2 separate regions of the Homo sapiens genome follow, and region 1 is linked to region 2. A link is a contact called in ENCODE Hi-C or POLR2A ChIA-PET data. All regions are on one chromosome and are shown on one strand. The core of a region is the stretch at or near the end of the contact, and the rest is flanking DNA. Distances in the headings are between cores, read along the strand shown.

Evidence for each region. Hi-C counts contacts between places; a loop is a spot of excess contacts on that map. ChIA-PET counts read pairs that join two places held with the same protein, here RNA polymerase II (POLR2A). Pooled maps may share reads with other maps.
Region 1: a map of cardiac septum shows a loop between it and region 2 (3-fold over the local background). The contact joins two enhancer-like sites. A Hi-C loop is called at or near these places in 1 of 168 maps with a recorded cell type or tissue (cardiac septum) and 1 of 50 pooled maps. POLR2A ChIA-PET finds 5 or more read pairs at or near these places in 2 of 52 experiments (H1 and activated CD4-positive, alpha-beta T cell).

Annotation. Positions count from the first base shown.
Region 1 is chr4:151,665,048-151,670,570 of GRCh38, forward strand. FHIP1A (FHF complex subunit HOOK interacting protein 1A) reads left to right here. Exons shown (of 14, transcript NM_001109977.3): 14 at 1-5,456. It overlaps GATB (glutamyl-tRNA amidotransferase subunit B), which reads right to left. Exons shown (of 13, transcript NM_004564.3): 13 at 5,457-5,523. Among named protein-coding and RNA genes, the nearest start is that of GATB, 93 kb to the right of the region's middle. Within about 2 kb of position 3,789, at least 4 of the 41 ENCODE cell types and tissues checked have a DNase peak (open chromatin) inside an H3K27ac peak, as active enhancers do.
Region 2 is chr4:152,035,756-152,041,132 of GRCh38, forward strand. No RefSeq gene overlaps it. Among named protein-coding and RNA genes, the nearest start is that of LINC02273, 62 kb to the right of the region's middle. Within about 2 kb of position 2,621, at least 3 of the 41 ENCODE cell types and tissues checked have a DNase peak (open chromatin) inside an H3K27ac peak, as active enhancers do.

The DNA of each region.
Region 1 (5,523 bases), core at 2,539-5,038, 370 kb before region 2:
CATTGTAGCCTCAACCTCCTGGGCTCAAGTGATCCTCCCACCTCAGCCTTCCGAGTAGCTGGGAATATAGGAACGTGCCACCACACCCAGCTAACTTTTTGGTATAGTTTGTAGAGATGGGGTTTCACCTTGTTGCCCAGGCTGGTCTTAAAGTCCTGGGCTCAAGTGATCGTCCCGCCTTGGCCTCCCGAAGTGCTGGGATTACAGGTGTGAGCCACTGGGTCCAGCCTGAAGTAGACTTACTTTAAATGAGGACAGAGATGACTGGTGTGTGCAGTGACAGGCAGGAGAATGTAACTTCCCATGCTGGGGTGCTGGCAGCAAACTCACACGATAACACTAACTTCCTATTTGGATTTGGAAACTGGTTCCTGTTTCTGAATCCATTACAGTCCTCAGAGGTTTTTGTCCATGGTTTTGCAAAATGAAGTCAGAAAATGGAGCTGGATGTAGAGAGAACAGGAAAACCCATGTGGCTGGGTGAAATAACTGAGAGTGGGTTATTTAGGGAGTGACGTGGACATGCCAAAGAAAAACAGCAGAGAACTGAGTCTATCCACGGGAGAAGAGCAAATCCTGCACGATTCGGGGGAGTGAACATTGATCTAGGCGGATATGAAGAAACCAGGGAGTGGGTGGGTGAGAATGGGAACTCCTTGTCAGGAAAAAAATCATTGGCAATGAAGTAGAATATTCTGGTCCTAAAGTAAATCGGCAAGCCCTTAGAAATATCTTTTTTTATAATGAGTTGGGGGGAAAATCTTAAATATGTTTGGCATGCTTAAAGATATGGTCCGAGAGTGTGGACACTTCTCTATGTGACAGGCTCCTACACCAGTCGCTGTGCTCCTTGCTGGAAGAATGTAGGGGAAGAGAAACCGTGGGTACCGCCCGCTGGCGCAGCCCCTGAGCTGGCGTCACTGCGTCTGGCCTGGGCAGGAAAGGTGAGGGAGCCAAGGGTTCCTGGAGTATCACAACATTAACCTCAATTCATAATTCAGGGCCCGACTTAAAGTTCCAGACTGAGTGACTTCTGTGGTTCAAAATATATGAGAGCACTGGGATATTTAAAATTGATTTTTTGGAAATGGCCAAGTAAATGTTTTTTAAAATTTTACACAAAGAAATTCCAACTTAGGTTCAGCCTAAAACATAATTTCATGGGTGGTAAAATACAATTTCCCAACCATGAAATGGGAGTGCTGGAATAGCCAGTTAGAGATGTGATTTTTCTTTACCATTAGATACCTCCTTTCCCTGGTATTTAGAGGAATTGTGAAGTGGTCCCCATTTTGTGGAGTATCATTTTGGAAAATGCTTTGATGTGCTCGGGTTGGAGTGGATGTCTGTCAGGTGTTAGGTAGGACGCATTCGGTATTTTTATAGGTCATCAGGAGTACCCTTTCCTTAGCAGGTGGATTTTATTTAGGTCAGATATAGTTAGTTTCTGTCCAGGATAAGACATCATGGAGCCAGGGTCTTGTCAGGAAAGCATCCTCTTATGAACAGAATCTAGAAACAGGCTACATGAATATTGGGGTTGCCTGTTTAATTTGGGCAGCCAGTGGGTACTCAGGGTCGAAAGTTGTTTCCAGTGTCTCCAAATCAGCTTGGCTGTGGCCGTCATGTGGACTGATTCCCAGGTCTGTTTGAGGTTTAGGGTTGTGGATGGGCTGCTCTTCTGAATCTGGATCAGTGTGTCTAGGTTGTGTTCAGGAGGGAAGCACAGCCGCAGCAGTCTGGACAAATCAAGTGCTTTAACGATGGCATCGTCCTCTGGGAATAATCAGTCCTTAATACAGTTTTCACTTGACATAATAGTTTTGGTAAACTGTCTTTATCTGGCTGCACCCCCTTTTAAGTAAGCCCTTAATTTTAAATGGTCCCGGCGTGGTGTTCAGTATCTGCATATGCCCCAGTTCTCATTTAAGGGCAGTTCAATGTAATTGCTAATTACCAGCCCTGTATTTACTGAAATGGCTGTCTGTCATGCTTGCCATTTTTATGAAACACTTTATTGCAGGTCAGCTATTATTGCACGTGCTACTTCAAGTCACTGGCTCAGGCTGGTGTCATGTGTGGTTTGCTGCAAACGGCAGCCTGCTTTGCAGTGTGAGCTCTTCCTGGAAACAGCAGTCTCTTGTAGCTGATGCCACATCAGCTTTAAGTCATTAGGAAGATATTCTAGGCCCCTTGTTGCTTCAGCCATCAGTCTATAAATAACACAACACTAATTTTCCATCAAGTAACAGCTTAAAACAGAACACTGTCAAACCACTTTATGTTCCACCCTTAAATCACATCACTGAGGAAACACTGTAAGAGAATGCAGTTGACTCTTTCCCCCCCTTCTTTTTGAATGAACCTCGTAAACCTAATGCTTTAGAAAGAGCTCTCAGAAGACTGAGAATGGTTTTTAGGATAATTTTGCCTCAGTAAATCCTCTCTACATTCAGGCATTTATTAGGCCATTACTTGTTTTGGGACTACAGATTATCCTGGCAGCTCAATAACTGGATAAACAGGACTTTAGTGAAAGATTTTCAGAGGTTCTTTAGGGAAAAGAATGACCAGGAGAAGGTGGGTGGAAGCCTTCAGTTCTTTGACCTCTTGCACGTAGAATCCTAAAACTGATCATGATTTTAGCTAGGACTGACCTTTCCTAGCTTGTAGGGTCACTGTGAATTTTGTTCATGTCTTAAAAGGTTTAAGTTAACCTAGTTCACTGTTACCTACACAAGTAACAAGACGGCCAATAGGACCTGTCAGCATGACTTCGACATGCATTCCAGGCATCTTTCGGGGAGTTTAGATTTACTGTGTCATTTCAGAACCCAACAAAGGTGATGGAAGCTCTTAGGCCAGATTAAATTTCATGGAACGGAGGCTGCAGAAGTCTGTGCTGCTTAGTGTGTCAGCTGACTTTTTACTGGGACAAGTCTATGAAAGGCCCACCTGTAACAAGGCCCCTTTTTGCCCTGTGGATATTTTAAAAGAGGGAATTTGGTGTTGACAATCTTACTTACACGACTCTTGCTAAGCTATTTGACTAAGGGTTTCAATCAGATGCTTCCCACCTCACAAGCAAGGGTCAGCTCTATTTGCAAATAATCCATGAATATGTTTGTCTAAAACCTGCTGAAGAGGCATGGCAGCCACTTCCATGCTGCTTTTGGTAATGGGTAAAGAATATGGCCTTTCAGATAGATCTGGTGGCTTTTCCCCAATAGTCACCATGTGGAAACTATGCAACTAAATTCAATGGAAATGAAAGATACAATATAAAATAGCGGGTCATGGCCATAAGCTGTGTCCTGAACTAACCAACTCCAAGCTGAAGGAGGGTGTGTACTTTCCGAAACTTCGAGGCCATCTTAGTAATTATTTTAGCAATAATTACTAAAATGTACATGGGGTGGGGGAGCTCAGCTAAAATATCCTTACTTTGGTGCAATAATGATCTAGGTTCTTTTTCCTAGGCCTAGGCCTCCACCTTGAAAGACAGGAACAGAAGTTCACTGTGATGTGTGACCCTGGACAGAGATCAAACAGCTCCTTTCTAGACCCAGATGACCCAGAACGCAGAAGCCTAGTAGTTGGTATCACCAGTGTCTCTTCAAAAGGGCCCCACAAAAGGCTGTCCATTAATTTGTTTCATACAGTAAGCGAGCTTTTACTGAATACTCCCTCTGTTAGGTAGCATGCAGAGTGCTAGGGCTGGCACATTCCTGCCTTCCCACCAGAACCCTCCAACCTCCTCCCCAGGCAACAGAACACAGGGTTTGGGCCTGACCAGGCAGAGCTGGTTCAAGCCAGCCTGGGGCAGAGCCAGTTTTCCAGCACACTTCTAACTTCTAGTCAGAGCCTCAGCATTATACACCCAGCCTACAGGTGTGTGGATTCCTGAGACAGATGGCAATGGCATCACCTGTGGTGCCAACTCATACATTTTAATGAGATTTCTCCCTGAAGGGTGAACCAGTAGACCAGACTAAACGCACACTCATGCAAGAATGTAAAATTGTATTTCACTGAGGCCCCTTTATAAGCAGAGCCATCTTTGCGAATTTCTTGGGGTGTTAATGTAAACATATCTTTAGAATATCTCATCGGGTTTCAGTCAGAGCCATGCTTTGGGTTTTTCCTAGCAGCAGTGATGATATCAACTTACAAGGTTTGGCTTTCAGGATTTCAGAAGCTGGCATTCAAGACAACAGGCAGTTTGTCAGAGCTGAATGAGAATCAGCCTGGACAAATCAAGTGCTTTAACAAGGGCATCTTCCTCTGGGAATAATCAGTCCTTAATACAGTTTGCACTTGACATAATAGTTTTGGTAAATGTCTTTTTCTGGCTGCACCCCCTTTTAAGTAAGCCTTTAATTTTAAATGGTCTGGAAAGATCTTCGATGCTTTCTGTAAGGTTTAGTCACCAAGAAGCCAGAACTTTTGGTGAAAACAGAATTTATAAAATGAAACTGAACCTTCTCCTTTCTTACAAAATAAAGATCCTGTCAGACTCCAGTCTCAGACCACCTTTGCCCATTTGTAATTCAGACTTGCAGAGTGAGGAGAGAACTGCTTCAGCCTTACTGTCTTGTAGAGAGATTTGGTGAAAATCATGTTACTTTAGACCCAGTAGTTTTCAGGACCGCAACAGGATGCGGGGCACCTGGCTTCCCGGGTAAGGTCACATAGTCTCTTAAAATTCTGTCACTAATTTTTTTAAACGACTTTTTTTAAAAAGCCACCTCCTCATGCCTGTCCAAAATGAACCACGCAACTGGTTACCTTTCTCTGCCTACCTTTTGGGCTGGGGAAGAGGGGCACCTTTCTCATCACTCTCAGGGAAGTCCTGAGGAACTGTGCAAGCCAGGAAGCATGAGTCGCTGAATTGGTGATGGAGGGGTGTCCACTTTTTTCTAGTTCCTCAGCTGCTTCTGGAGCAGTGTTCACAACGGGAATGTTTTTACTGTCCTTGGTAGGCTACAGGTTCACAGCTTCAAATCAAGGCCTCCAAGGATTTTATTCTCTTACATCACAGTTTTGACAAGTATGCTTTTAAAAAACAACATTTGCAAAACTGGTCTTTAAGCGACGTGAGTCAGAGGTAACAAAGGCATATATATACCGAACAAAGGTGCTCCGGTGCAGTGGAGAGAACAGTATTAGTGTCGCAAGCACAGGAGTGCAGACAGCCCCGCCTTCATCGTGATGCCTGCAGCACACCACGATTATCATGAGAGGTCAAGATTTTGATTTACTAATTTATAATCTTATTTCCAAGCAAAACAAGTCAATTTCATGTTACAACTTTTTTCTTGTTTCTTTTTATCTTGTTTGGCCTGAGGGTTGGGGGATTTGGGGGAGTTGTCAGCTGCACAATCTTTGAAGTGTAAGTTAATTTTTATGTGATATTTCAGTATATATTTTATTGATTAAATTTATTGGAAAACTTATTTTTTTAATTCATTTATTCTCAGACTGTGCCTTCTGGGATGGGGAGGGAGTTTAACAGGCAATATC
Region 2 (5,377 bases), core at 1,371-3,870:
CTGCGGGGAGTGCTCCTGGAGTTTGCAAGTGCCCTGCATGGCAGATCAATTGTTGTTCCAAACACCGATTTCCATTTCTTCCTAAGAATGCAAAGAGATTGTTTTCCCAGCCTCCTTTGCAGTTAGGTGTGATTCAATTTCAGCCAAGAAATGTGGAGGCAAAAGTAATATGTGTGTTCTCCAGGCCTGACCCATGAAAACTTACCACATTCAATTCTGTCTTGCTTCCCCAGCTGTAGGCTGGATGTGAATGCCAGGGCAGCATTGGAAGCCACTTGTTGTAGATGGCAGAGACTTGCTCATTTTGGGAGCTGTGTGACTACATGGAGCAGAGAGGTCCTTTCCATCCATCCCATGCTCAGTTTGTTAGACTTTATGCAACAAGAAGGGAACATTTACTGTGTTAAGCCTTTTGGACTTTGGGGGGTTGTCTGTTACAGCAGCTTGCATTACATTAACTACACCTTGCTCTAGTGCATCGTTAGATGATCAACCCTTGGTGATGATTGGATACCTGTGTTCATTTATAGTTTGCCTTTGGAGCCAAACCAAGTTGGTGATTTCATTTTCTTTTTCCATGGAGGCCTAGCTTAGTGTTTTGAAAATAAGTTTTTTTAGTTCTGTTTTCATTTTAATTTGCATTTTTATTTTCTCACCATTGTTGAAAAAAATACGCTCCATAGTACATCCTGCTTTCCAACAACCCGCCCCGAGTCCACGCCAGTGATATCTACCAAAAGACACTTCATAAATACTGCTGAGCTGATTGCTGATTTCACTTTAAGAAATTATGTTTTCTCACTTTGGGAGGTCCTCTACTTAATTTACAACTGAGACATGCCAAGTGTTAGTGGAAATCCCCAGTGATTTTAAATAAAAGTGACAATTACCACACATTGGCATTGCAAGATGCCAGGCACTGTGCTAGACCTTTCATCTATTTTATCACAAATTGAATAATCTTGCAAGTGAGGCATTAGTATATCATTTTAGTGATTTGAAATGGAATCTGAAAATAACTACAGGATATACCAAGGTCACATAGCCAGGGATTGGTGGAGCCAAGATTCTGACTCAGACCTGACTGGCTCCAAAGCCTGTTCTTGATCCATTTGTTTCCCAAATGTGTGTTTCTCAGTTATCTTATGTCTGCTTGTTCCTTTCTCTTTCTTTCCTTCGATGCCAATTTTACTGGCTCTACACATTGACTGGTTAAGACAGTGTACCCTGAATTCAACCAGGACCACTTAATTTTAACAGAGGAAACAGAACTCAGTCTTTTCAGTGCAGGGAGTTGAGGCCCACCTTGATGGGTATTAGAATATACAAATATTTACATAATTCCTCTGGCAAACATATGAGCATGCAATCCTCACTATTAATGAACAACAGCAAAGGCATCACCTATTGGCCTCCTTTGAATCCATCTGGCTCACAGTGAAAGCTGATGGATTTAAAAATTCTTGAGGTCAGCCAGGCGTGGTGGCTCACGCCTGTAATCTCAGCACTTTGGGAGGCTGAGGCAGGTGGATCACCTGAGGTCAGGAGTTCAAGACCAGCCTGACCAACATGGTGAAACCCCATCTCTACTAAAAATACAAAAATTAGCTGGGTGTGGTGGTGGACGCCTGTAATCCCAGCTACTTGGGAGGCTGAGGCAGGAGAATCGCTTGAACTTGGGAGGTGGAGTTTGTAGTAGGCTGAGATTGTGCCACTGCATTCCAGCCTAGACAACAGAGTGAGACTCCATTTCAAAAAAAAAAAAAAAAATCTTGAGGTCAGATGCTATATTAAAAAAGAACTTTGCTACCACATCCTTACCTCATGCCTTGCACAGGCCTGAAACTTGAGATATGTACATTGAATGAATGCTGAGTTAGCATGTTTACATTTGAACACAAGTTCTATTAAAAATGAGTGCCCACCCTAAGTAACTAAGAGCAAGTTGACCACAGGCTAATACAACTTATTTTACTTGGAGGCAAGCTTGAGTATGGAGAAGAGTGGAAGAGGCACGGATTGGTTTTTATGAGGTGGTCATTTTAAGGTTTACTGAATTGCAACAAATATGTTGGTCATGTTTCAGGCCTACAGACATTTGGCACTCAGTCTAGTTCCCCTTCTTCCTTCGGGCAAGTTTCTGAACTCTTTGGGAATGAAAACCTGCCTAAGGGCTTGAGTTGGTGCTGTGAGTCCCAGTCGGGCTAAAAGGACTGGCTCTGAAATTTAGGTTAAAATCTTGACCCCATCACCAGCTAGCTCTATGGCTTTGGGCAAGGGGCTCAGGTTGGCACATTTTTCTCAGCACAGAAATAATATTACCACTACCACAGGATTATTTAGTGAATAGCCCCTGTAAGTGAATCCTGTAAGGTATTCAGCATAGTCCTTGGCACTTAAGAAGTGCTTAGTGACTGTGAGCCACTTCTTCCATCGCCTCTGTGTATTGAACTGGACTTTTCATCCTGGCCCCTCACTAAGATTTTAACTCATCTAGTAAAGGAAGCCTTCTGCCCTGGGTGCTGGGATTGGCACCATAAAGAATGGGTCTTGCCCTTGAGGAGCTGAGAGTTTATTTTCAGCATTTAAATATTTAGACTCACAAGACGTTGAGCAAGTGATTTCACCTCTCTGTGCCTGAGTGTGTGGAAGGTGAACAGTAAGCAACCTTCCAACCCAATGTGTCCATGAGTCTTAATGTTGGCTGGAACTCAGCTACAGACAGAAGGAAAGAATGATTAGTCACTATGCTGGTAAACATAGCAAGGTTATCTCCTTTTATTAATAGACTAGGCTACGCAAGTCACAAAAATAGGGTAGCTTCAAAACTTAAATTCTTGGAATTTTAGTTTCTGTTGCATCTGATGAAACGTGAAAAGGGACTTGTGTTGTGTATGGACTTTGTAAAATGATCTTCTATCTCTTGGTGCAAATCAATTACTTATTAGTTTTTATTGCCAAGGAAAGGAAAATATATTACCATTCATTTTAGTCTTTTTCTTATCGATTCTGTGAGCACAGTGATAGTTGTTTAAAGAAAAATGATTACATTTATTTGTTCACTACAAAAGACCTATACCACATTATAGAAAATTCAAAAAGGGAAAAATCAGAAGAAAAAAGAGCTTTCCACACTAGTCAGCAACTGTTGGTGTTTAAGTGTTCTTTCATTTTTCTTCTGAATATTTTTGCATCGAGTATTGCATTTTCACTAAACACTAAGTAATAAACATTTACCATATTCGTACATGGATTTTATAATGATTTTGAATTGTAGAATAATATTCCCATGAGGGACATCTGGTTCCTTTGACCATTTTCCTACTCTTGTCTTGTTAGAAGGCAGCAGAGCAGGGTTTCCATGGGATGTGGTACCAGGGCTGGGTTGAGACGTGGCTCTCTCATTTCCTAGCAGTGTGACCTCGGTTAGGCCACTGAATCTCTCCAGGCCTAGATGTCCTCATCTAGGAAAATACAGGCTATATTAGTTCCAATCTCGTCAGGTCATTGTGAAGACTACATGAGATCATGTACGTAGAAAGCTCACGAGTATCTGGAACGTCGTCGAGTTTGCTGATGTTAGTGGCTGCTGCTACGTAGCCTACATTCCAATCTGACGACTGGTTTGATTTTTATAAACATCCTCCAAGAAAATGCACGTGGAATACCAGGCCATGTCATTTCATCTCTCATGTCACTTTATCTTTTGAGATCCTCATTTGCAAAGTGAGATGGTCAGACTATACAGTGTGACCCCAAAGGCCCCCTTCCACCTCCAACGACGGTGATTCTTGGCTTATGCTAAAAGCAGCTATAACCACTGCAGGGAAATGACCTATGGAAACCACAGCCTTGCCCATGAAGAAGGAAACCTGCAAGGGCCTGAGGGCTTGTGCACATCAGTTTATCTTTTAGTCCAGATAAACATTTGACATTTGTTCCGACACCTTCCTTCCAAGGGCTTCTCACAGTTCAGTCTGTGTGCTTCTCAGATCTCCATTTTTCAAATGGGTTCAGCAGCCGGTGCGCTCATCCAAAGTTTTATTTATCCATTCCACATTTCTAATGTCGCTTCGCTGCTGTGATCATTTTCCTATGTGGTCATTTAAGGAAGATAAATTGAACTGCAAATCTCAGTAGAATAGGCATTGCTCTTAGTCATTCCCCAAGGGACAGAGAAGATTTTTCTCACTCTTAGCACCACCTGCTTGTGCTCTCCCTATAATCTCCCAAGAGGAGTTTTTAATTAAAAAAAAATTATTTGGACAGCAGAGTAGTTGGGTGAGTTGCCTCCCTGGTCCATGCACTGTTACCCCTAACATTCAGACTTCTCAGATCCCAAAACCAGGTGCTGAAAGGGACTGAACTAATCTCACCTTAGGATCAGAGGTGCCCCTGCCAAGAAGCAGATGTCATTAGCATAGAACTGACAGCCACAAAAGCTTCCCACCCACCACCTCTGGCCTTCTGTTCCCAGAAAATTTCAGTGGCGTCAGCTTTCCCATCCAGAGAGCCTCTCCAGTGGGCACATTAGACAGGAAACATTAGGATGGAGAAGAAGCCTGGCACACAGGGACATCCACTGGGATGCAGAATACAGCGTGAGTTTTTGTTTCTTTGGTGTTTTCGGCTTTTTTTTTTTTTTTTTTTCCAAATGGAGTCTCGTTCTGTTGCCCAGGCCGGAGTGTAGTGGTGTGATCTCGGCTCACTGCAGCTGCAGCCTTTGCCTCCGGGGCTCAAGCGATTCTTTTGCCTCAGCCTCCTGAGTAACTGGGATTACAGGTGCCCACCACCACACTTGGCTAATTTTTGAATTTTTAGTAGAGACAGGGTTTCTCCATGTTGGCCAGGCTGGTTTCAAACCTCTGGCCTCAAGTGATCTGCCTCCCAAAGTGATGGGATTACAGGCATGAGCCACCGCACCCAGTCCAGCATGAGTATTAAGGTTAAGTATGTGGGCTCTGGATCCAGGCTGCCTAGATTTGAATCCTTGCACTGTTTATTCTGCGTGACCTTAGGTAGGTTATTTAACCTCTCTGTGCCTCCATTTCCAAAATGAGAATAATATTAATAGAAGAGCTTTTCATAAGGCATGTGAGGATTACATGAGTTAGCACATGTAAAAAAACATAAAACATGCCTGGCATATCCCAAAGGTGTGGTAAACAGGAGCTCACACCATGAGTGATTGAGGACTATGTGCTCAATGAGTGAATCCCATCCTTTCTGTAAGGGGCAGTCAGTAGTAGTAGGAAGAGTGTGGGTTTTAAGGAAAGACCTGAGTTTGCATATCACCTCCAGTTTGTGTTTAACTTTAAATAAATTCTAGACTTCCCATACCCTCAGTGTCCTCATCTGTTAAATGGGAACACTTTCT